3 separate regions of the Homo sapiens genome follow, and all the other regions are linked to region 3. A link is a loop called in an ENCODE intact Hi-C map of the cell type or tissue named here. Cell type or tissue: ascending aorta. All regions are shown on one strand.

Region 1 (8,000 bases), 150 kb after region 3:
AATACAAAAAATTAGCCGGGCGTGGTGGCGGGAGCCTGTAGTCCCAGCTACTCGGGAGGCTGAGGCAGGAGAATAGCGTGAACCTGGGAGGAGGAGCTTGCAGTGAGCTGAGATCGTGCCACTGCACTGCAGCCTGGGTGACAGAGCGAGACTCCGTCTAAAAAACAAAACAAAACAAAACCAGCTCCCCATACCCCATGGGTCATGTCAAAGTCCAGAGGGTTGTGGCTGGTTGTAAAGTCACCCAGGAGGCTAGGATGGAACCCGGGTCTCCTGCCTCTTGCCCTGACACACCCCCAAGTCACCTGGAGGGACTGGGTGGGCAAAGGTGGGCGAATGGGACTGTGTGCGAGATGGAGGTGCCAGGCAGTTAAGGCTCAAAAGGTCCTATTACGGTCAGGCGTGGTGGCTCACGCCTGTAATCCCAGCACTTTGGGAAGCCAAGGAGGGCGGATCACCTGAAGTCAGGAGTTTGAGACCAGCCGGACCAACATGGTGAAACCGCATCTCAACTAATAAAAATACAAAAATTAGCCGGGTGTGGTGGTGCATACCTGTAATCCCAGCTACTCGGGAGGCTGAGGCAGGAGAATCGCTTGAACCCGACAGGGGAAGTGATGTTTGTGGGCCGGAAACAGGGCCCCAGAGCCAAGATCGTGCCACTGAACCAACCTGAGCAACAAGAGCAAAACTCCGTCTCAAAAAAAAAAAAAAAAGAAAAAGAAAAGAAAAGAGGGAGGCCCAGGTGGGCGGATCACGAGGTCAGGAGATCGAGACCATCCTGGCTAACACGGTGAAACCCCGTCTCTACTAAAAATACAAAAAATTAGCCAGGCGTGGTGGCGGGCGCCCGTAGTCCCAGCTACTTGGGAGGCTGAGGCAGGAGAATGGTGTGAACCCGGGAGGTGGAGCTTGCAGTGAGCTGAGATCGCGCCACTGCCCTCCAGCCTGGGCGACAGAGCGAGACTCCATCTCAAAAAAAAAAAAAAAGTCGGGGTTGCTGATGACGGGAGTGAAGGGATCCACGCGCAGCACTCAGCACAGCACAGCGGGCACTCAATGCATGCTGGCCCTGAGGCAGGGCCTGGGCTGTGGGGTCGCAGCAGCTAACGCATTCCAGGGCGGTCAAATGGGTGACTGTGGCCCTCACTCCCCATCTCACTTGTGACGCTTTGGCCTGGCTTCTGGCCTTGGCTACGCTGTATCCAGCCTCATAAATTATCCAGCTCCTGACAGCGGCACTGAACTCCCTTCCTGGGAAGACAGCTAAGGCCACTGCCACCGTGGTGGGAGGCAGGGCTTCCAGAGGAGAAACTGAGGCCTGGAGAGCAGATGCGGTGGGGGGTTCCTCGCGGCCTCTGGCGATCGTTGCCCTCCACTCCGGGCTGCTTTGGCGCCTGGGGTTTGGATTCCTGCACTGGGATTTCCCCTGGGACAAGGCGTTCCTCCCTCGAGAGCTGGTATGTGCTGTTTCTGGACATTCCTTGGGACTCGGCTGTCCCTGCGGCCACTGACCCGACCTCTGCCTGGAGCAACTTCCAGTCCCTCCTGGGTCTCAGGGTCTCCTCGACCACACTCCACTCCACTCACCGGGGGTCACACACCCGGAACTCCCTCACACCTCCGGTGGCTGGGAGCAAATGCATGGCCCAGAGCCCTTGGCCCAGGGGAGCCTGGAAACTGGCACTGAGTCCTTCTGGCCACAGCTGGCTGTTTCCAATCCCCCCACCTCCACTCCCCACCCTGGCTTCAGGCGATGGCAGCCATCTCAAGTTCTCCAGGCAAGGATGCCAATGGGGGGACCGGGCAGGGCCTCCCTTCCCTCCTGCATTGGCCAGGAGGGGTAGCAGGGGCCCCCACGCGGTGGGGCAGTAGAGCAGCACTGCGGCTCTTGGGAAAATTACTGTCCCTCCCTGTGTCTGGGGAGAGGTGTGGACCCAAGATCGCTTTTCGATGTTGAATAACTCCAGAATTTTGCAGTCTGAGAGCAGACGTTTGCCCTCAGCGGGTTCAGGGTTGTGGAATTCTAACACGCTTCCAGTCCTGGGACGCAGAAGGCCTCACAATTCTAGAATCCCAAGAGGCTGAGGTCCTGCAACTCCCAAGAGGCTGAGGTCCTGCAACTTTGATGGGAATCTGCCTGGGTCCCGGGTTCCAGAAATCTCTGTCTTAATTCCTGGCTTCTTTCTGGAAGGCGGACAGTGAGTTCTCCCTCATCCGATGCCACCCCTGACAGGGTATCCGGCTTGCAGGTCGTGTGACTCGGAGGGCTCTGTCCGGCGCTGTTTCCAGAGGCCCGGGCGCTGGGCTGGGCGTGGGCACCAGGCCTGGCTGCCCCAAGCCTGGTTGCCAGTGGAATGTGATCCTTGGTTCCCAAACAGCAGGCCTCTCCTCCGCCCCATGTTCCATCCTCGTGCCCCCTCCCCCACTCCCTGGAGCACGTCACCTCATCATCCATCCATTTCTCAACAAGTCCCCTCTCCTCAGCACCCCACCCTGCCCGCCCCGCCTGCCTGTCACGGCCTGAGCCCACCCCACCTCCCCCAGACAGGCTTGGAGGCTCTAGTCCCTGATCTGCCGTGGCCAGGCTGGGGCTCCACCTTGCCGAGCCTCAGTTTCCCCGCTCTGTGCAATGGGGGTGAGCTTCTGATCTCCATGCCTGCGGGTGCTAAGCTCAGGCCTCCCTGGCTCTCACCTCTGCAGGGCTCCTGGCTGTACTCACAGCTCAACTCCCTACAAGGTGCCCGGGCAGCCAGCAGGGAGCCCTGAGGCTCCGTGTCACCCCTGTCGGCCTTGGACCTTGGACCCACAGGGCCCTTTTGGGACTGAAACTTCAGGGACCGGCCAGACCCTCCCATGCCTGCTGTAGATCTGAACGCTCATGGGCGTGGACCCCCACATGGTAGCGGAGGCAGACACACTCCACACCCTGATGGGCCCACCTCCCCTCATCGCAAAGCTCCATTTCCGAGAACATTTCCTGTTTGTGACACCAACAGGGTCCCCAGCCCACACAGTGCAGGGCGGGGACTCCCCCAGCCAGCCAGACTCCGGCCAGCCTTGTTGGGGCCCTAAGTCACATGGCCCCCTGTGAGCCTCGCTTTCCCCATCTCTCTAGTGGGGGCTCCCCAGGGAGCATGTACGGAGCTCCGTCACACAGGGGCCAGCAGGGACCAGGGGGCGGGACCCGGGAGGTGCAGCTGGTGGTTAATGGTGGACCACAAGTTACAGTGATTCCACCAACATGCACCTCAGGCCACCACCGTGTGTGCACACTCGAGACACACAGACACAGCCAGACACACACAGGCAGAAACACAGCAGACACACAGGCAGAAATGTGACAGACAGAAACACAGCAGGCAGACGCACAGACGTGCACAGACACACACACAGAAACATGGCAGACACACAGACACACACACAGATAGAAACATGACAGACACACAGGCAGAAATGTGACAGAAACACAGCAGACAGATGCACAGACATGCACAGACACACATACAGAAACATGGCAGATACACAGACACACACAGATAGACACACACAGAAACACCACAGACACACCCAGACAGAAACATGACAGACACACAGGCAGAAATGTGACAGACAGAAACACAGTAGACAGACGCACAGGCATGCACAGACACACATACAGAAACATGGCAAATACATAGACACATACAGATAGACACACACAGATGGAAACATGACAGACACAGACACACACAAGCAGAAACACAACAGACACACAGACACACGCAGATAGACACACACAAGCAGAAACACAACAGACACACAGCCACACACAGACACATACAGGCAGAAACACGACAGACATAGACACACACAGATACACACATAGGCACACAGGCAGAAATGTGACAGACACAGACAGAAAAACACAGACACACAGGCAGAAACACAACAGGTACATAGATACAGACAGACACAGAAAGACACACAGAAGAACACACAGTATTTAACAGTCACAGACTCTCGGCAGAAACAAACACACGGTCACACACACAAAACCACCACACACGCACAGACACAGACACACAACCAGGGCCATGCATGGTTCACTCCCAGAGACAAGATCACACACACAGCCGCACAACCACACTCGATCCCTGCCACACCCAGGGCCTGGGCCCCCTCCCCGGCTGCAGCCCCCTGAGTCTGGGACCCCCATTCACAGCCATGTGGCCCCACAGAGACCAGAGAGCCCCCCGGACAGAATCAGCCTGGGCCGCACCCAGACCCAGCCGCCTGGGCGCCCAGGGCAGGCCTCAGGGCACCATGCCACCCGCCGGGCCACACAGGGGACACCTGGCACCTGGCCGCTGTCACCGCGGGCTTTGCGACACACCCACAGCAGGGCAGGGCCAGCGCCGGATGCGCCCAGCAGCCCGGGCTCACACCAGAGCAGTGCATCCCGCCCTAAGCCAGCGGGGCGACCTCACCTTCAGAGACCTCATCTGCGGGGCTCCCACCTGGCTGGATCCCGCGCCCGGGGGTCCGGGCGCCGTCTGGAGCTGAGCAGGCAGATGTGCGGGCGCCGAGGGTGGGGCGAGGGCTGGGGGCGGGCAGAGGGAGGGGAAGGACGGGCTCGAGCGGGACCTCCCAGGGAAACTGAGTCAGTCTGGCTGTGACCAGGGGCGGGCCCAGCAGAGGACCCACACAGATGGAGGGCGTGGCGGCACAGGACGCCCTGGGGTCGCGGCCTGGAGGGGTCCGCGGGGGCTAAGCCGAGCTGGGACGGGTGGGGGCCGCTGGCAGCCCGCGGCTCGCTCTCTCCGTCCAGTCTCTGTCTCCCGCTGTCTCTCATCAGCCCCGCCCACCCTGCGCTGGCCACGCCCCTCGGGCCCGGGCCTGGCTGACTTGGAGTCAGTGGGTGCCCCCCGCACGCCGGGACACCCTACAGCCTTCTGGGGAAGGCGGCGCCCTTGGGACCCCCAGGCCACCGGTGGCAGGGATGCAATGGCCCGCGTAGGGGTGGCAGGGGCGCTTCCTCGGGAGCCTCAGCCCCTCCAGCCGCCCAGCGCCCTGCCAGGCCTCTTCCCGGCGCTCCCGCCGCCAGGCCCGCATTATTCACCATCTGGGCAGCACCCAAGGCCTGGAGGGGGCGGGGCAGGTCCAGGCGGATCGGCTCCCGGGGGTCGCCCAGACTCCAGGGCTCCAAATTCACTGGGTGCGCTGGAACGCGGCACACAGTAGTAGTATGCCCTGCTTAATACATACAGGACATATTTGAGGCCCCTTCCAGGGGTGGGGTGGGAGGACAGAGGGATGGGGGGTGCACCAGACGACACAGCCAGACTGAGAAAGGTGGTCCCAGAGCAGGTGAGCCGGGAGGGCTGGGGTGATGGCATCGCATGGGAGGGTCTCTTGAGGAGGCTCGGAGGTGGCTTTGGAGCCAGAGGAGGAACAGTCTGGAGCCGGGAGGCTGCAGTGGGGGATGGGCACTCTTTCCTGGCCACCCCCCAGCTCGGGCTGGGGAAGGAGGGATGGAGCCCAACAGGAATGGCTGAGAAGGTGCCGGACGCAGGGACTGGGACCGTCTCTTTGCAGAGGGGGGACCTTGGGCTTCCTTGGCCTTGTTTGTACACCCGAGCCGGACAGAACCTTGAGTTAGGGACCTGGAGTGGGACCGGACAAGCTGACCTTGCCCTGACTGCACCCCACCCCGTCCCCTGGGCCCGGGAGGGCTGCTAGTCCAGGCTGTGAGTGAGGGGTATTCCCAGCCTGGCCCGGCCCTCTCGTCAGCCCAGTCCGGAAGCCCCTTCCCCGGCTACCCCGCCCACTATCCTTCCTCCTCCTGGCCTTCGGCCACACCCAACCTCCCTCCCAAAGCTCTATCCCATTAAGTCACCAGCCATTTAACACAACTTCTCTCTTTCCTGGCAAGGAGGCTATCCAACTCCTATGGATGTGGCAAAACCCTGGCTCCAAGGCTGCTTTCCCGTGAAGCCGACCTAATCTCCAAGTCTTACTCTCCCCAACCCCTCTCTGTGTTCAGCTTATACAGTGGGACAATTATGAGCTCCAAGTGAGACCTGAAACCAGGCCTGCCCTTCAGGATGCCCTAGGCTGGAGAATGAACTGGACACAGGCTGTTCCAGCCCCCTGGGGTCAGGGCTGGGCCAAAGGAAGAGACAGGGCCTAGGGAAGCCCAGAGGTGAGCTAGGAAGACATCTTGTGAGGAGAGGGCATGGGAAGTGGGGTTTTGTAGGATGAATAGGAGCTCCCCAGGTCTGGGCTACGTGGCAGTGACAGGAATTGCATGTATAAAGCTTTGGAGGCAAGAGAGAGCATGAGGCCCTTGCTACACTAACTGCAAGGAGGGCAGATGTTGGGGGAGGAGGATGTGGGGCTGGGGCTCCAGATGAGGGGGCAGTGAGAGACGGAGGAAGGCTGTCCTGTCCCCACTTCCTCTGTCCTCGGCCCTGAGATAACAAGGACAATGACTCTTCTGGGAAACAGCCTGGGCAGAGTTCAGAGAAGGACACTTGCATTTAGCTTAAGCCTCACCACATCTCTGCAAGGCAGGGGGTAAAGATACTCTTAAATTTTAGAGATGGGGAAACTGAGGCACAAAGGGGGAACAATGCCACGCCCATGTGTGGGATTGGAACATGAGCACTGGGCTTCCCTGTCATCTGGGGCTGGTTGCTGGTCTCCCGGTCTTGGCCCGCCCCCCGCCCCCCACCCCCCGCCAGCACTTCGGGTTCAATGGGAGCACAGGAGGCTCTGGTGGGAGGAGTTGTGAGGGGCTGGGGGGCAGATGGTGGGAACAGAGGCCAGGCTCAGGATGTACCCCCGTGGCTGCGGTTTCCGGCGGGGGCCGGGCAGGGAGCGTCTATTCTTAGCTCTGGACACAGCCAAAGTCAGGAAGCTGGGTGGGGGCGGGGGCAGCTTCCAGGACACCAGGTGGACCTCGGGCCATGGTGGAGAGTCATGGGGTAGATGGGGGGGTGGTGTGCAGAGCCTACCCCTGGCCCCCACCTCCAGTCTGCCTGCAGGGTCTCGACACCCAGCTCGGAGGCCCTCCCCAGCTCACGCGCCCTCCGTAGCTCCCTGGTGCCCAGCTCCCCTAGGATCTGGCTCCTTAGCTTGGCCTGAGCCCTGTGTGCCCCCTGCCCTGGGCACACCTGCTGCCCTGTCCTCTGCAAGGCAGCCGTCACCCTTCTCGGCCAGCAGCCCGTCTTCCCAGGCTCAGTGCCCGTGACCCTTCAGGGGTCCCAGGGCCCCAGCTCTGCTCCCTCCAGACTGGGGCCCCTGGCAAACCATGTGTCTTGCCAGTTGGAGGACAGCCATCTCCCTTGGGGTGCAAAAGGAACGTGAGGAGGAGGAAGCAGGATGCTGGGGCTGGGGGAATCTCTGCAGGGGCAGGTGGGGAAACTGAGGCAGGGACGGGGTGGTGGTCTGGGATTGGGATTCTCCAGGGTAGAGAAACCCAGCTTCTAATACTGGCCCTGCCACTTTCTGGGCTCAACAACGTGGGCTTTTGTGAGCCTCAGTTTCCCGAGCAGCCAAATGGAAGTAAATACTGTCACATAGAGCTGGTGGGAGGTCTGGGTTAGGCCCAGTACAGGCTGGGCTGCGCCAGCCACGCACACACAACCTGGGCTGTGACTACAGAACCCGGCCTGTCCCAAACACCACTCTGGGCTCAAAAGTGCCTTCTGGTGTTGAGGATGTAGAAAGCTGTGATCACGCCCACTGCACTCCAGCCTGTCTCAAAAAAATAAAAAGTGCCCCCCGAGTCCAGCCCGGACTCAGCCCTGCCCCAGCAGCCTGTCCTGATCGGCGGTGGAGCTGGCCAGGAACCCAGGCAAGAGGCTGCCCAGAGGATTCTAAGATGGCTCTGGCCATCTGCCATCAACTTGTGATGTCTGCTGAAGGCTGGGCTGGGGATGGCAGTGTTGTGTGTGCTGCAATGCGATTTGGGATTCTGGAGTAGGCTGGTCAGGGTGGGCCAGGGTCTGCGGTGT
Region 2 (8,000 bases), 56 kb before region 3:
TAGTGAGCCGAGATCGTGCCACTGCACTCTAGCCTGGGTGACAGAGCAAGACTCCATCTCAAAAAATAAATAAGTAAATAAAAATAAAAATAGGCTGGGCACAGTGACTCACACCTCTAATCCCAGCCCTTTGGGAGGCTGAGGCGGGAGGATCGCTTGAGCCCAGGAGTTTGAGACCAGCCTGGGCAACATAGCAAATCTCTGTCTCAAAAATTTTTGAAAACAAAAGAGTTTAGGACAGCACGGAGCACAGACACTGTCAGCACTCATCCAGTGGAACCACTTTGCAGCCAATAAATATTTAGTAAGCTCCTACTGTATGCCAGGCACTGCTCCAGGCGCTGGGATACTGCAGTGAACAGGACAGATAAAAATTCGGCCCTGGCCAGGCACGGTGGCTCACACCTGTAATCCCAGCACTTTGGGAGGCTGAGGTGGGCGGATCATGAGGTCAGGAGATCGAGACCATCCTGGCTAACATGGTGAAACCCCGTCTCTACTAAAAATACAAAAAAAATTAGCCAGGCGTGATGGCAGGTGCCTGTTGTCCCAGATCCTCAGGAGGCTGAGGCAGGAGAATGGTGTGAACCTGGGAGGCGGAGCTTGCAGTGAGCCGAGATCACGCCACTGCACTCCAGCCTGGGTGACAGAGTGAGACTCTGTCTCAGAAAAAAAAAAATTCTGCCCTCGTGGAACTCACAGTTTGGTTCAGGCGATGGGCAAAGAACAAGAAATAAATGTCAGTTTAGGCTTAGTGCGGTGGCTCACGCCTGTCATCCCAGCACTGTGGGGGGCCGAGGCGGGCAGATCACCTGAGGTCAGGAGTTCAAGACCAGCCTGGCCAACATGGTGAAACCCCGTTCCTACTAAAAATACAAAACATTAGCCAGGCATAGCGGTATGCGCCTGTAATCCAGCCACTGGCAGGGGCTGAGGCAGGAGAATCGCTTGAACCCGGAAGGCGGAGGTTGCAGTGAGCCGAGATTGTACCACTACACTCCAGCTGGGGCCACAGAGCGAGACTCCGTCTCAAAAAATAATAATAATAAAAATAAAAAGAAATAAATGTCAGTTTAGCGATAAGGACTATCAAGAAAAATAAAGAAGGCCAAAGGAAAAGAGGCTGATGGGCTGTGCTGGGGAGGTCCCTGAAAGGCTGTCTGAGGACCTGACATTTGAGCTGAGACCTGAGAAGTGAGGAGGAACCAGTTATATGAAGAACTGGGGGAAGGCGTTCCAGGCAGAGGGCACAGCCCGTGCAAAGGCCCTGCGGCAGGACACACCTGGCACTTTGGAGGAACAGTGAGGAGGCCTGTGTGGCTGCAGCAGAGTGAGGAGAGGAAGAGAAGGAGGAGGGGAGGGCAGTTTGTGCAAGGCCTGGTGGGCAGTAGGAAGGACTTGGGCTTTGACCCCAAGGCAGGTGGGAGCCATAGAGGGCTATGGGCAGAGGAGGGACCAGCCCTGACTCAGGTGCTCACAGGCACCCTCTGCCTGCTGCAGGGAGGACAGACTGTGGGGGGTGAGGGCAGGAGCTGGGGACCAGGGCAGAGTGGACCGCCCTGGTGCAAGCAGGCGGTAGCAGGGACAGAGGCAGAGGAGGGGGCAGAATCCAGGTCAACTCCGACGGTGTGAGGATTCAGTTGCTCACCTGGGTCGTTTATACCTTATCTGAGGCTGGCCCTTGCTCTCCTTGCCCCGTCTCCTGCCTGCAAGCCGCACCTGCCTGGGCACATGCAGGGAAGGGAGCGGCGCAGCACTGGGCACGCCTGGGAGCTCTCCTGCAATCAGGACTTTGTTAGCGGGCAAGCTGGGATATGGGTCCTGGTGCCCGGGAGGCCCGTGGGGCTCTGGGCTCCTGCCAGGGTCCCAGCCCTAACCCAGGTACGCCACCCACATGGCAGGGTTATTCTCTTTTTTTTTCTCTTTTTTTAGACAGAGTCTCGCTCTGTCACCCAGGCTGGAGTGCAGTGGTGCGATCTCAGCTCACTACAACCTCTGCCTCACAGGTTTAAGAGATTCTCCTGCCTCAGCCTCCTGAGTAGCTGGGACTACAAGTGTGCACCACCTCACCCAGCTAATTTTTGTGTTTTTAGTAGAGACGGAGTTGCACCATGTTGGCCAGGCTGGTCTCAAACTCCTGAACTCAATTGATCCAACCGCCTCGACCTCCCAAAGTTCTAGGATTACAGGTGTGAACCACCGTACCCAGCCTATTCTCATTTATTTTCTTTCTTATTTTTTTTTCTTTTTTTTGAGACGAAGTCTCACTCTGTCACCCAGGCTGAAGTGCAGTGGCACGATCTCAGCTGACTGCAACCTCCGCCTCCAGGGTTCAAGCAATTCTCCTGCCTCAGCCTCCCAAGTAGCTGGGACTACAGGCATGTGCCACTATAGCCAGCTAATTTTTGTATTTTTAGTAGAGATGGGGCTTTGTCATGTTGACGACCAGGCAAGTCTCGAATGCCTGACCTCAGGTGATCCACCCAGCCTCAGCCTCCCACAGTGCTGGGATTACAGGCTGGAGCCACTGCGCCCAGACGGTCCTTCCTTTTCATGCCTCCTCCTTCCACTCCCCCATGTACCATGTCTCCTTGTCTCTCTTTTTCTCTCTGCTCATCCCTCCCTCTCAACTTTCTTTCTACAAATATTTATTGAGCACCTAGTCTGTATCAGGCCTTATTCTAGCCACTGAGGGCACAACAGAGATCTAGACAGACAAAGCCTCTGCCCTCAAGGAGGTGACATTCCACTGGGGAGATGAGCAAACACCCGTGCAGTCACTAAGCAACTAAGCAAATCCATAGGCAATCACTAACTTCCTCTGAAGGAAAGAAAACAGAAGGCTGAGATTGAGGGTAGCCAGAGGCTGCTTGAGGTGAAGGGGCTCAGCGTAGACCTCTCTGAGAAGGGAGCATTTGAGCTGAGACCAGGAGAGATCTCAAGAGAGAGCAAGCAGTTAGCTGTTTAGACAGAGGGAACAGAATGTGCAAAGGCCCTGAGGCAGGACTGGGCCAGGTGCATTGGAGGAACAGCGAGGAGGCCCCTGTGGCTGGAGCAGAGTGAGTGAGGGGGAGAGAGGGAAGAGGGGAGGGCAGAAAGCGGACAGGACAGGTTGTGCAGGGCCTGTGGTCCTAGTCCTCCACTTTGACTACTCCCCCAAATCTCTTAATGTTCCTCACATTCCTTTCCCTGACAAGCATTTATTTTGCACCTGCTGTATACCAGATCCTATCAGGAGAATCCCAAATATTCATGCAACAAGTTCATATTGGGTGCCTACTGTGTGCCAGGCTCTGCTGGAATAATCACACTCATTTGGCTGCAGGCATTTATTGAGTGCCAGCTGTGTAAAAGCATTTATCGAGCACCACCTGTGTAGCAGGCTCTGGGGAGAGAGGCCACATGAAAGCTTGGGAAGGAGAAAGTTTCCTTCTACCCCCTTTCAGGTTTGTGCCCTCTGGTTTCCAGCCCCCTCCCACATTCAAGGCAACATTTAAACCTCTGGGTTCAAGTTCCGTTGTCCAACTGCGTGGCCGTGAGATCTGCGGCAAGCCCCTTCCTCTCTCGGATCTTCCGTTTCCCCCTTTGTAAAGCAGAACACTCCACAATCTGATGTGTTTACAACTTGACATCTACTTTTTGCAGCAAGGGAAACTGAGGCACAGAGCAGGGCGGAGATGTGTCTACCTCTCCCTCCCCAAGCAAGACTGGCATGGAGTCTATTCTCCTGACCCCACGCCAAAGCCAGGGCGTTTGGTATTTTGTTTTTTCTTGGAGGCCCAGAGAGGGGCAGGGCTTGCCTGAAGCCACACAGCACCGGGCAGGCCTCGGAATTGCGGAGAGCCCTCCCCTGGGCGCCTGCCCGGGCTCCCGCGCCTTCCTCCTGCCTCCTTTGGCTGGGCCGCCAGCCTTGCCTCCCGTCCTCCGGACTCCCCGCGGGCTGCCCAGTTGGAGACGCGCCCCAAGAAATATCAGAAGGAAGGGGAAGCCGGGAGGGGCCTCCGCCTCCTCCCGCCACCCCCCGCCGCGCCCGGCTGCCCCCACCCGGTGCCCGACATTGGCAGAGAGTGTCCTCGGGCGCTTCCGACTGGCCCTGCCTGCTTCGTGTGGCCACTGATCCCTTCCGGAGCCTCTCCATGGGGACGCCCGTGTGTGCGCTCAGCCAGTGGCACATGTGGCTCCCGGGGCTCCCTTCTCCACCCCCCCAGCCCCTGGCCTGCCCCTTTCCCCCCATCCCTTCCCGAACCTCTCCATGGGGACGCGTGCGTGTGCGTTCAGCCCGTGGGCACATGTGGCTCCCAGGGCTCCCCCCGAGGCCTGCCCTTCTCCCCCCCCCGTCACAGCCGCCGAGTCAGGCCTGCCAGGAAGGTGTTGGGGGTGGGGGTGTGGGGAGGCCTCAGCTTGGCTGCTGGGAAGCCAAGAATTTGCTCCAAATGTAAACAGCGAGTTATTTTCAGTCCACTCCCCCCCACCCCGGGTGGCGTTGACACATTTGACATTGGCGGGACCGGGAGGGGGTGGGGGTGAGGGTGTGCGTGCGGGTATTTTTAACCTTGCTCCTCACATCCCTGGAGTGGCTGGTGCCGAGTGGCAGATAATGGGGAGGGGGCGCGGAGGCGTGGGGAGCCCTGGGTGGCCGTGCGCGGGTGGGCGCTTGGCAAGGCCGCCCTGCTGTTGGCACCACGTGTTTAACCCCTCAGAGGCTGCAGAGGGGCTGGGGGAGGCGGCCCAGGGCCCAGTGGTGCCCCAGAGGCTCCCTTGTCACCTTCTCCTGGTGTCCCCCCACCCCCACCCCACCCAGGAGGGCAGGGCCGGGTGCCCGAGGCCGGTGCCAGCCTGCGCCGCCCAGACCTACAAAATGGCCGCCAAGGCCGGAGAAACATCTGGAACAGGGGAAGGGAGAGGCGAGAAAATGGCCGCCAGAGGGATGATGTCATGGGCGGCGTGGCCTCCCAGAGCGTCCCCAGCACGGGGCGAGTCCCTACGCGCAGGCCTCCGAGCAGGGGCCCTGCGGCCTCCAGGGACCTCCAGACCCGCTGCCCAGGCCGGACACCCACAAAGAGTGACACCGGGGTCCCCAGGGGTCCCCAGAGGCGGGCCCGAGACCTGGGGGAGGGCGAGGCCAGCACTGGGCCTCCAGTCCCAACAGCCCGATGCTGGGGACGGTTCCGGGGCGGTGGTGGCCGCTGACCTGACCCGCAGGACACCGAGGCGTCCACCAGCGCCCGGGAGGGCCCGGAGCCAGGCCATGGAGCCGGCGGGGGCCGGGTGGAAAGAAAAAAGAAACTTTTCTTTGAAAGTGATTCCGAAGCAGGTTGGCTCCGGCCCAGGCGGCCCGGCGGCAGGGGAGAGGGAGATGGAAAGTATGGGCCAGACTTAAGGAACGCAGGAAGGACGAGGCCGGGGAGGCCCGGGATGGAGGCCAGCGTCCTGGAGGTCACCCCGTCCACGCCTCTGCCTCTCGGGCCCCCCCAGGTCACATCCAGATTTTCCTCCCTGTCCCTGGGGCGGGCGGGGAGTGCGGAGAACATCTATGGGCTTGTGTTTTTTCCTCTTTTGATTTGTCCAGACAGGCGATGGACAAGGGCTGGGCAGGGGTTTTAGGTCATCTGCACTGTCAGGATGTGGAGGCTCAGAGAGGGAGAGTGCTTTTAGTGAGGTCACACAGCACTGGCAAAACTGACAGCTGCTTCCCTCCTTAGAGCATCTTGGGGAGGAGGAAGTTCTCTATGGAGGATCAGGGTCCGTACTGGAATTCCTTTCTATTTTTATTTAATTTAATTTATTTATTTATTTATTTATTTTTGAGATGGAGTTTCACTCTTGTTGCCTAGGCTGGAGTGCAATGGCACGATCTCGGCTCACTGCAACCTCCACCTCCTGAGTTCAAGCGATTCTCCTGTCTCAGCCTCTTGAGTAACTGGGATTACAGGTGCCTGCCACTACACCCAGCTAATTTTTTTGTATTTTTAGTAGAGACAGGGGTCTCACCATGTTGGCCAGGCTGGTCTCGAACTCCTGACCTCAGGTGATCTGCCTGCCTTGGCCTCCCAAAGTGCTGGGATTATACGTGTGAGCCACCGCGCCCGGCCCCTTTTTCTTTTTCTTTCTTCCTTTCTTTTTTTGAAACAGAGTCCTCCTGCTCTGTCACCCAGGCTGGAGTGCAGTGACTTGATCATGGCTTACTGTAGCCTCAACCTTCTGGGCTCAAGCAATCCTCTCACTTCAGCCTCCTGAGTAGCTGGGACCACAGGCATGTACCACCATGCCCAGCTAAATTTGGGTTTTGTTTGTTTGTTTGAGACAGAGTCTCACTCTGTTGCCCAGGCTGGAGTGCAATGGCACGATTTTGGCTCACTGCAACCTCCACCTCCCAGGTTCAAGCGATTCTCCTGCCTCAGCCTTCCAAGTAGCTGGGATTACAGGCACCCGCCACGATGCCCTGCTAATTTTTTGTGTTTTTAGTAGAGATGGGGTTTTGCCATGTTGCCCAGGCTGGTCTCGAACTTCTGACCTCAAGTGATCCGCCTGCCTTGGCCTCCCATAGTGCTGGGATTACAGGCATGAGCCACCGTGCCCTGCCTATTTTTTTTTTTTTGTAGAAATAGGGTCTCACTATGTTGCTCAAGCTGGTCTCGAACTTCTGACCTCAAGTGATCCTCTTGCCTTGGCTTCCCAAAGTGTTGGGATTACAGCGTGAGCCACTGTGTCCAGCCAATGTCTGTGTGTTTTTCACTGCTCTGTCCCCAGTACCTAGGACAGGGCATGGTACACAGTAGGCGCTCAAGACGTGTGTTGGATAAAAGCATCACAGTTTTCTCCTGAGGCTGGGGTTGGCACAGATGCTGGCACAGGAAGGGGGCAGAGGCTCAGGAAATGCAAAGTAGGTTGCAACGTAACTGGACACACACGGGAACCCTGTGGTCACATTTTTCAGGAGGGATGTGAGGAGGCGAAAACTCAAACTTCCCTCACTTCAAGTGCAGATTCTGTGCCGGGAGCTGTGGACGATAAACCACATTTGAACAGAAGCCTGAATAAAGCGAGAGAGTGAGCCAGGCAGGCATTTGCAGGGACGGTGTTCCAAGCAGTGTGCACAGCCCGTGCAAAGGCCCTGAGGCAGGACCGTGCCTGGTGCATTGGTGGAACAGCCAGGAGGCCTGTGTGGCTGGAGCAGAGTGAGCGAGGGGGAGAGAGGGACGAGGGGAGGAGGGGAGGGAGGGGGCAGAGGCGGGCTGTGCAGGGCCTTGAGCGCCATGGGGAGATGGGGAGAACTTGGACTTTTAGATATTTGGTTTTCTGTTTTTTGTTTTTTGTTTTTGAGGTGGAGTCTCGCTCTGTCGCCCAGGCTGGAGTGCAGTGGTGCGATCTCGGCTCACTGCAAGCTCTGCCTCCCGGGTTCACGCCATTCTCCTGCCTCAGCCTCCCGAGTAGCTGGGACTACAGGCGCCCGCCACCACGCCCGGCTATAGTTTTGTATTTTTAGTAGAGACGGGGTTTCACTGTGTTAGCCAGGATGGTCTCGATCTCCTGACCTCGTGATCCACCCGCCTCGGCCTCCCAAAGTGCTGGGATTACAGGCGTGAGCCACCGCGCCCGGCCCAATTGTTTGGTTTTGTTTTTGCTTTGTTGTTGTTGTTTTTGAGATGGAGTCTCGCTCTGTCACCCAGGCTGGAGTCACTGGTGCAATCTTGGTTCACCGTGCCCTCTGCCTCCCGGGTTCGAGCAATTCTCCTGCCTCAGCCTCCTGAGCATCTGGGATTACAGGCATGCACCACCACGCCTGGCTAATTTTTGTGTTTTTAGCAGAGACGAGGTTTCCGCCATGTTGGTCAGGCTGAGCTGGAACTCCTGACCTTGTGATCTGCTCGCCTTGGCCTCCCAAAGTGCTGGGATTACAGACGTGAGCCACCGCGCCCGGGTGAACTTTCACATATTTGTAGACCCAGACACAGTCCAGGGTGCTGGGGACTAGAACAAACGTTTGCAGAAAGGGCTGG
Region 3 (8,000 bases):
TGCCCACCCTGAATAATTCACGGGCGGTTTTGTGAATTACAGAGCCATCCTGCCTTCCCTCTCAGCAGACACCCCGCCCACCTGGGCGATCTCAGCCGTGACCCCCGGGCCCCTCGAGTCAGGATCCCCGCCTCCCAAGGACCTTGGGCCTTTCAGGGGGGCCCGGTTCAACTGGGGGTAGGGCGGCAGGCTCGGAGGCCCCAGGCACTGGGTGCAGAGGCCCGGCTGTGTGACGCCTGGCGGTGGCCACCCTCTCTGGGGCCAGGGCCGCCCCGGCTCCCACAACCCCTCGCTAACGGGCTCTCGGTCTCTCTCCTCCCTGCAGCCTACTCTCCGCCCGACACGTCCCCTGCAAACCGTTCCTTTGTGGGATTAGGACCAAGGGATCCTGCGGGCATTTATCAGGCACAGGTAGGGGCCGAGAGGCCGGCTGGTGGGGTGGGAGGGGCAGGGCAGAGGGGCCGGCCCGGGGGGCTCAGGGCGAAGAGGGCCTGCTGGGTCCCACGCCACACCCCTGGCACAGGGGCGCCAGCCTCCCACACCCCACCTGGGCCTCGAGCCCCCACCTGGCCTCTCCCTGAGGCCAAATTTCCCTCCACCTTGGTCCTGGGGGGATGGGGTGTGGCCCCAGACTCAGCCTGTGGGGTCCCCAGGAGCGTCTCTGGAGACCATCGTGGTACAGCTATGGGACCAGTGTCATTACCACCTGCTTCCCATGGTATAGATGGGAAAACTGAGGCCCAGAGAGACAAGGGGGTCTGCCCAGGGTCACACAGTGCATCACCCTCCCTCCTCCAGCCTCCATCCCCCATCCACGCCGAGGCCTAGAGGGACCGCGGGGTGGCCGGGGGAAACTGAGGCAGCCCATGGCGGGGCGTGGGGCCTCCCAGGACAGCATCCAAGCCCCCACCCCAGGCTTCAGCCCACATCTAAGCCAGTGTGAGGAGTCAGGGCGGAGAGGCTTCGTCAGCAGGACAGACAGGATGGGGCAGGGGCCAGCGTTCATGTTCACGTTGATGTTCATAGTCACGTACATGTTCAGACGGCTGCAGCTGAGTGAGCATGGCCGGGGTCCCACCACCCCTAGAAGGCAGGCAGGCAGGCAGGAGGTTGACAGAGGAGGCTCAGAGAGGGGAAGTCAATTGCCTGAGGCTGCACAGTAGTCTAGGGAGTGGGGGCGTGGGAGGGCAGCCTTAGCCCCAGGCCCAGGTGTCCCTCACCCCCCACCCCCATAAGGGGCTCTGTGTAGGCCAGGAGTGTGTGAGCGCGTCTTCGGGTTATGGGTAAGCAGCTGGACCTTTGAGCCTCTGCTCTCTCCCCGGTTTGTGTTGGGGAGAGGGTTGGAGGATGTAGGAGTGGCTGCCACAGGCCCGGGAGGTCCAGACTCAGAGAGAAACGAGCTCTGGGCTACCCAGCGGCCACGGAACTGCAGAGCGTGGAGATGTATGGGGTCCCCAGGGGCCGTGTTCAAATCTTCCAGCCACTGAGGGAGGTTTCCTGCTGCAGAGCCCACGGGCAAGGGTCACGGGGCCTCCCCGGGACCCTGCGGGGCTGTCCTGGCTGAGCGGATGGGGGCGGGGAGGGGACATGGCATTCCCCCTCCCTCCCTGTGCTGGGTGCCCAGGATGCCTGTAAGCGGCCCCTCCCTCTCTTCCCAGGCTCCGCAAAACCAGCCGGAGGAGGAAGCAGGGATGGAGGCTGCTTCTCCTGAGTTCAGAGGAGATCCATGTGCTATGGGTGGAGGGAATCCTGGGTCAGGGGCCAGGGCTCCAGCCCAGTGCTGGCTCACCCACTCTGAACCTCTGTCTCTTCCTCTGGCCTTGGGCACCCGCACCAAGAGCCTTTGAAGGGCACTGGGGGACAGAAAGGGCACTGAAAGGTTCAGGCTTCCCCACACCCCGTAAATATTAAGTACCCTGCCTTGCACCCATAGAGCCCCGGAGAGGGAGTAACTTGGTCAGGGTCCCCCAGCGAGCAGACGTCCAGGACTCCTCGCTTTGGGATTTGGGCCCCCTATGGCCAACCTCTCCCCCGCCTGGTGCTGATGGAGCCCGGCATTACCTCTGCCACCCCCACCCCACATCGCTCCCTGCCCCTGCGGGAGGCTGGGAACGTCTTAAGTGGTTCAGAAACCAAAGCTAATAAAAGCTGCGGTGGGAGGAGGCCCAGCCCGCTTAACCCTTCCCCAGCCTCTGCCTTGGACCAAACTCTCTGACCAGGCCCTCCCGCCAGGGCCCGGGACCCTTCTCTCAGACTGTGCTGGCTCCAGCCCCACCCCACCCAAGCCTGGGAGGGAAGGGAAACTGAGGCAGGCAAGGGTGGCACCTTTCTCAGCATCCCTATCTTGACTGGCTGGACTCCTCTGGGGACCCAGAAAGGGTGGGACCAGGGCTGGCAGAATGGGGTGTGGGGGGGCACTGGCAAGGGGCTCAGCATAGGCAATGGTGTGGGTCGGGGGAGGGGGAGCTGGCTGGAATGTGAGAGATCTCCGGTGGCAGGGGCCAGACAGATGATGCGGGCTTTGCTCTGGGGTAGTGGGGAGCCATAGAAGGGTTTAGAGGGAGGGAGTGGACACCCACCAGGCCTGGGAGTCAGAACTTTCTGGAGCACAGAAAGGAGGTGACACATTGTCAAGAGGCTCTCAGGGGAGCATGGGTTAGGGGGAAGGCGAGGTCCCCAAACTGGGCATCCAGGGAGCACAGGTCTGGGGAGGACCCCATTGCTGCTGCCCTGACTGGACTAAGAGCACCTGGGTTGAGGCCGGGCGCCGCCACCTCCCTGCAGACCCCGGAGAGAGGGAGGGAAGAAGCAGTGAGATCCCGCTCTCCCCTCTCCCAGCTCCCGCTCAAAGGGCCCTGAGCTTGGAGGCCTCTCATTTCCGATTCTGGCCAGTCAGCACTTCTGCCTCCGCCTCCTCTATTCCTGGCGGATTCGCTTCCCTCTGCCCCCTCCTCCCCCAAAGCCTGGGTGGGCGCGCCTTTCCCTCTGCCTCTCCGGCTCCCGACACCCCCCAGTCCATGGACTCTCCCCCCATCAATATCCCTCCCCGTGATCTATGCTAATTGATCTCGCCCTGGTCAGTTACCCACCCATCGCCCCATGTCCGTCCCTATCAATCCCCCCACTGTGAGGCTGGGTGGCTCTGACGCCCTGGCCCCTCCCCTCTGTGATGTCCTTCACGCCCCTACATTTCTCCTGCACGGGAACCCACGTAAGCAGCTGGGTAAACCGAGGGTGGGGGGCAAGGCGGGCATTGAGCCACATGCCGGGAGCCACACAGGCGGCTGCAGCCAGGCCAGCAGGATACCAGAGCCCAAACCTCCCCCTTCACACCTACTGCCTCAGTCTCCCCTCAGCTGAGTGGGAGGATGTGGAGTTGAGGGTGCCCCCACCCCACCCCCGCCCCATTGCTGGGGCCACAGCCAGGCAGGAAGGGGAGGGGAGGGAAGGGAGGAGGGAGGAAGGGCTGAGGGGAGGCTGGTCCACCACGGGGAGGGTCACGCCCAGAGTCTGTCGGTTGCCAACAGAAACCAGACATGAGGTAATGGCCAAGATGAACTTGAACTTGGCTGGAGGTGGGGCGCTGGGAACCACTGTGGCGCCAGTTCCATGGGCTGGCCCAGTGGCTGCCTGGTTGGAGGGGCTCTGTTGAATGATTTGCTGCAGCGGTGGGGGGCGGCCCCACCTCTAACCTCAGTTGGGGAGTGGAGGGGTCTCCCCAGTTCCAGAGGCACAGCCCTCCCCTCACAGTCCACCCTGGATGCTCCATCTGGGGTTGGAGTTTGCGTTTCCAGGGCAGGGGTCTGGACAGCAGCTTCTCTGCAGAGACTGAGGCCGGAGCTGTCCCCAAATGACGTGACCTTGGGTACAGCCCCATGCAGAACTCCCCTCCCTTAGCCTCGGTCTCCCGCCTCTGGGAGGTTGAGAGTCATCCTCAGCCCCCCTGTGCTTAGTGAGCTTCTGTGGAGCAAGAGGGGGCCATCCGGGGGACCTGTGACAGGATGGGCCCTGGACGCCCAGGACAGTGCTCAGAAGATGCCAAGGGGATTCCTGAGAGGCAGGCGAGGGGGTTGGCCCTGGGCAGGAGCAGAAATGAGAGCCAGAGCCAGACAGGCCTGAGTTCAAGTTCCACCTCTGCCGCTTCCATGCTGGTGACCTCGGGCAAGTTCCTTGACTTCTCTGGGCCTCACTTTCTTCACACAAAACAGCGGTGGAGGGAGACCTACCCCCTCCTTCACGGGGATACCGGGGACATCATTAAAGAGGAGAATTTTTTTTTGTTTTTTTTTGGTTTTTTTGGTTTTTGTTTTGAGACGGAGTCTTATGCTGCCCAGGCTGGAGTGCAATGGCACGATCTTGGCTGACTACAACCTCCGCCCCCTGGATTCAGACGATTCTGCTGCCTCAGCCTCCCGAGTAGCTGGGATTACAGGCACGTGCCACCACGCCTGGCTAATTTTTGTATTTTTAGTAGAGACAGGGTTTCACCATGTTGGCCAGGCTGGTCTCGAACCCCTGACCTCAGGTGATCCACCCACCTTGGTCTCCCAAAGTACTGGGATTACAGGCATGAGCCACCGAGCCCAGCCTCTTGTTTACTTTTTAAAAACATTCTCAAGGCCATGTGCAGTGGCTCATGCCTATAATCCCAGCACTTTGGGAGGCCAAAGCAAACGAATAAGCTGAGGTCAGGAGTTTGAGACCAGCCTGGCCAACATGGAGAAACCCCGTTTCTACCAAAAATACAAAAATTAGCTGGGTGTGATGGCGCATGCGTGTAATCCTAGCTACTCGGGAGGCTGAGGCAAGAAAATCACTTGAACCCGGGAGGCAGAGGTTGCAGTGAGCCAAGATCGTGCCACTGCACTCCAGCCTGGTGACAAGAGCGTGACGCTGTCTCAAAAAATCAACAAAAAACCTCTTTATAAAGTGAACAAGGCAGCTGATGTGGTGGCTCATGTCTGTAATCCTAGCACTTTGGGAGGAAGGAGTTCAAGGCCAGCCTGGTCTACATGGCGAAACCCCACCTCTACAAAAAAAAAAAAAAAACTAGTCAGATGTGGTGGAACATACCTGTGGTCCCAGCTACTCGGGAGGCTGAGGTGGGAGGATCACTTGAGCCCAGGAGATGGAGGCTGCAGTGAGCTATGATGGCACCACTGCACTCCAGCCTGGGCAACGGAGCAAGACCCTGTCTCAAAATAAAATAATAAATTGGCTGGCCACAGTGGCTCACGCCTGTAATCCCAGCACTTTGGGAGGCCAAGGTGGGCGGATCACTTGAGGCCAGGAATTCAAGACCAGCCCGGCCAACATGGCGAAACCCGGTCTCTACTAAGAATACAAAAATTAGCTGGGTGTGGTGGGGCGGGCCTGTAATCCCAGCTACTTGGGAGGCTAAGGCACAAGGATCACTTGAACCCAGGAAGCGGAGGTTGTAGAGAGCCAAGATCACACCACTGCATTCCAGCCTGGGCAACAGAGCAAGACTCTGTCTCATAAATAAATAATAAATAGAGAAGAAAATAATTTTTAAAATATAAAATAAAGGCCAGGCAGAGTGGCTCACGCCTGTAATCCCAGCACTTTGGGAGGCCGAGGCGGGCGGATCACGAGGTCAAGAGAGTGAGACCATCCTGGCCAACATGGTGAAACCCTGTCTCTACTAAAAATATAAAAATTAGCTGAGTGTGGTGGCATGCGCCTGTAATCCCAGCTACTCGGGAGGCTGAGGCAGGAGAATCACTTGAACCTGGGAGGCAGAGGTTGCAATGAGCCGAGATCATGCCACTGCACTCCAGCCTGGCAACAGAGCGAGACTCTGTCTCAATAAATAAATAAATAATATAATATAATAAAGTAAGATTGAGTTCCAGACTGGGAGTGCTGGCTCACACCTGTAATTCCAGCACTTTGGGAGGCCGAGGAAGGTGGATCACTTGAGGTCAGGCGTTTGAGACCAGCCTGGCCAACATGGTGAAACCCCATCTCTACTAAAAATACAAAAATTATCCAGGTGTGGCGGTGGACGCCTGTAATCCCAGCTACTCGGGAGGCTGAGGTAGGAGAATTGCTTGAACCCAGGAGGCAGAGGTTGTAGTGAGCCAATATCACGCCATTGCACTCCAGCCTGGGCAACAAGAGCGAAACTCCATCTCAAAAAATAAAATAATAAATAAAATATAAAATACAGTTCCAGATAAATGGATCTTTTGTGTGTGGTGTGTAAGTATATCCCCAATGTTGCGTGGGCTAGACTTATACTAAAAGAATTCTGTGTTAACCAGAACTCCAGTTTCACTGGGCATCCTGTACTGTGTCTGGAAGCCTCCCTCAGAGACAAAGTCACTTGCCATGGGTCACCCAGCAGGTTGTTAGAGCCTGGGATGGGGAAACTGAGGTCACAGGGTTGCAGGAGGTGGGGGGTGAGCGTGGGAAGAGGTAAACCATGTCTGCAGCAGAGTCTGACCCCTCGACTTCTCTCCCTTTTTCTCTCTCCCTCTTTCTGTCGCCACTGGGCCACTCAGTCCTGGTATCTGGGATAGCAAAGGTCTTCTTCCCTCGCCCCTTCTCCATCGTCCCAGGAATCCCAGGGGGCAGCACAGCCGGCCCCCGGCCCACGTTTTCGGTGGAAAATTAGAGTGAACAAGAACACCCCTGCCGACTCCCAGCCCGGCCAAAAAGACAAAACACATAGACGCACACACTCAGGAGGAAAAGAAAAAACAAAGGCAGAAGAAGAAGAAGAAGAAATAAAAACCCACCCAAGCAAGAAGACAAAAGGTAAAGACGCAACGTTTCCAACTCTCGGGACGCCAAGGCCGCAGGACTGGAGGGCCAGGCCCCGCCACCCCCACGGGAGACCCGGGACAGGGCGTCTTCCTAAGTTATTCATCTCCTCTCCGCCTGCTGCTCGGGAAGGACAGACGCCGGCCGCCCGCCCGCGCCCCGGAGGCCCTGGCTCTGTCCGGAGACCAGGTGAGCACAGCCTGGAGCCTGTGCCCAGGGCCGACAGGCGCGACACCCAGCAAGGCCACCTCTCCCCGGGCCCCCGCGCCTCTGCCGGACACGGACCGGCCCCTCAGCCCCCACCGAGGACGCAGCCACTGGGGGGAAAGGGAGACACAGCGGACCCCGGCCGGGCAGCGGAGACCGCAGAGGCGGGCAGGGTGGGGCAGGCGAGTGGTGTCGCGGGGGTGCGTGGCGCTTGCGAGCCCTGGCCAGGGGAGGAAGTGAGGCCCAGGCACCTGCTGCCCCTCGAGGGGGCCCTGCCTGCCGCGGGGCCTCCCCACAAGCCCCTCCCAAAGCGCCGGCCGACTCGCTGTCTCGCTGGGGACTCTTTCAGCCCTCGCGCCCGCCCGTTTGGGAGGAGAAGTCTCTATGCAATTGGCCCCGGCCCCTCCACCCCCCACCCCCGGCATAGGAGGCCCCCCCACCTCGCCCGGCTCACACCCCCAAAGGGAGGGACCCACATTGCACACACTGTAAGAAATGCACTTTCCGAGGAAGGGGATGGGGGAGCCCGGACACCCAGAGCTCCCCGAGTTGGGGGTGCCCGTCTGGAGCGCCCCCGTCAGCCCCTGGCGGTGGGAGGTGAGAGCGAGTGGTTTAAGTGCCTGATTACCACCACCCGCCCCCCCCTTTGTCCAGCTGGGACACGGAATGGCCGCGGGCCTCCTCCCCCTCCCCTCCAGCCTCTCCACCAGCCCCTCCAGTCAACCCTCATCGCCGTGCCCCCCCAGAGCTAGAGAGATGGGGCCCCTGCGTGGCCCGAGGGGCAGAGCTGGGCGTCACTTCGCAAGCGTCCTGCCCTGCCGGGGCGCGGGGGTGGGCTCTGGGGAAGCCGGTGCGCCCCCCACGCCTCCGCTGCCAGTGCCTTACATTCTGGAGCGACCCCCCTCCCTGGTGCCTCCCAGCGAAGGGGGACCGCCGTTTGCACTTTCATCGCCTACCCCGACGCGGGGCCCAGCTGCGGGACGTGCATCACGGCTGGGCCCCCA

What was found. Hi-C counts contacts between places; a loop is a spot of excess contacts. Peaks named below come from ENCODE experiments on the same cell type or tissue, not always from the same donor. Only the 100,000 strongest peaks of a DNase experiment are listed, where the experiment ranks them.
Region 1: it touches region 3 in a loop (2.3-fold over the local background); 3 of 110 quality-filtered maps call a loop at or near these places.
Region 2: a loop joins it to region 3, with 3 times the contacts of the local background. A loop is called at or near these places in 7 of 110 quality-filtered maps.

What each region holds. Positions count from the first base shown.
Region 1 is chr19:3,602,061-3,610,060 of GRCh38, forward strand. TBXA2R (thromboxane A2 receptor) reads right to left here and starts at 4,815. Exons shown (of 3, transcript NM_001060.6): 1 at 4,470-4,815. CACTIN-AS1 (CACTIN antisense RNA 1) reads left to right here and starts at 5,187. Exons shown (of 4, transcript NR_038865.1): 1 at 5,187-5,349. RefSeq lists enhancers at 2,633-2,682, 3,792-4,366, 4,940-5,513 and silencers at 4,714-4,763, 4,874-4,953. In ascending aorta, no CTCF peak of the experiment used is centred here; DNase peaks (open chromatin) are centred at 1,311, 2,421, 4,861, 5,111 and 3 weaker places; H3K4me3 peaks cover 6,314 bases; H3K27ac peaks cover 8,000 bases.
Region 2 is chr19:3,399,811-3,407,810 of GRCh38, forward strand. All of the region lies in intron 2 of NFIC (nuclear factor I C), which reads left to right. Among named protein-coding and RNA genes, the nearest start is that of NFIC, 37 kb to the left of the region's middle. In ascending aorta, no CTCF peak of the experiment used is centred here; DNase peaks (open chromatin) are centred at 4,481, 4,911 and 5,331; H3K4me3 peaks cover 2,507 bases; H3K27ac peaks cover 7,920 bases.
Region 3 is chr19:3,456,225-3,464,224 of GRCh38, forward strand. It overlaps NFIC (nuclear factor I C), which reads left to right. Exons shown (of 11, transcript NM_001245002.2): 10 at 326-411; 11 at 6,528-8,000. The coding sequence ends at 6,545. Among named protein-coding and RNA genes, the nearest start is that of SMIM24, 20 kb to the right of the region's middle. RefSeq lists silencers at 1,305-1,354, 7,838-8,000 and enhancers at 6,315-6,850, 6,851-7,386. In ascending aorta, no CTCF peak of the experiment used is centred here; DNase peaks (open chromatin) are centred at 1,653, 3,197, 3,517, 3,927 and 1 weaker place; H3K4me3 peaks cover 2,859 bases; H3K27ac peaks cover 8,000 bases.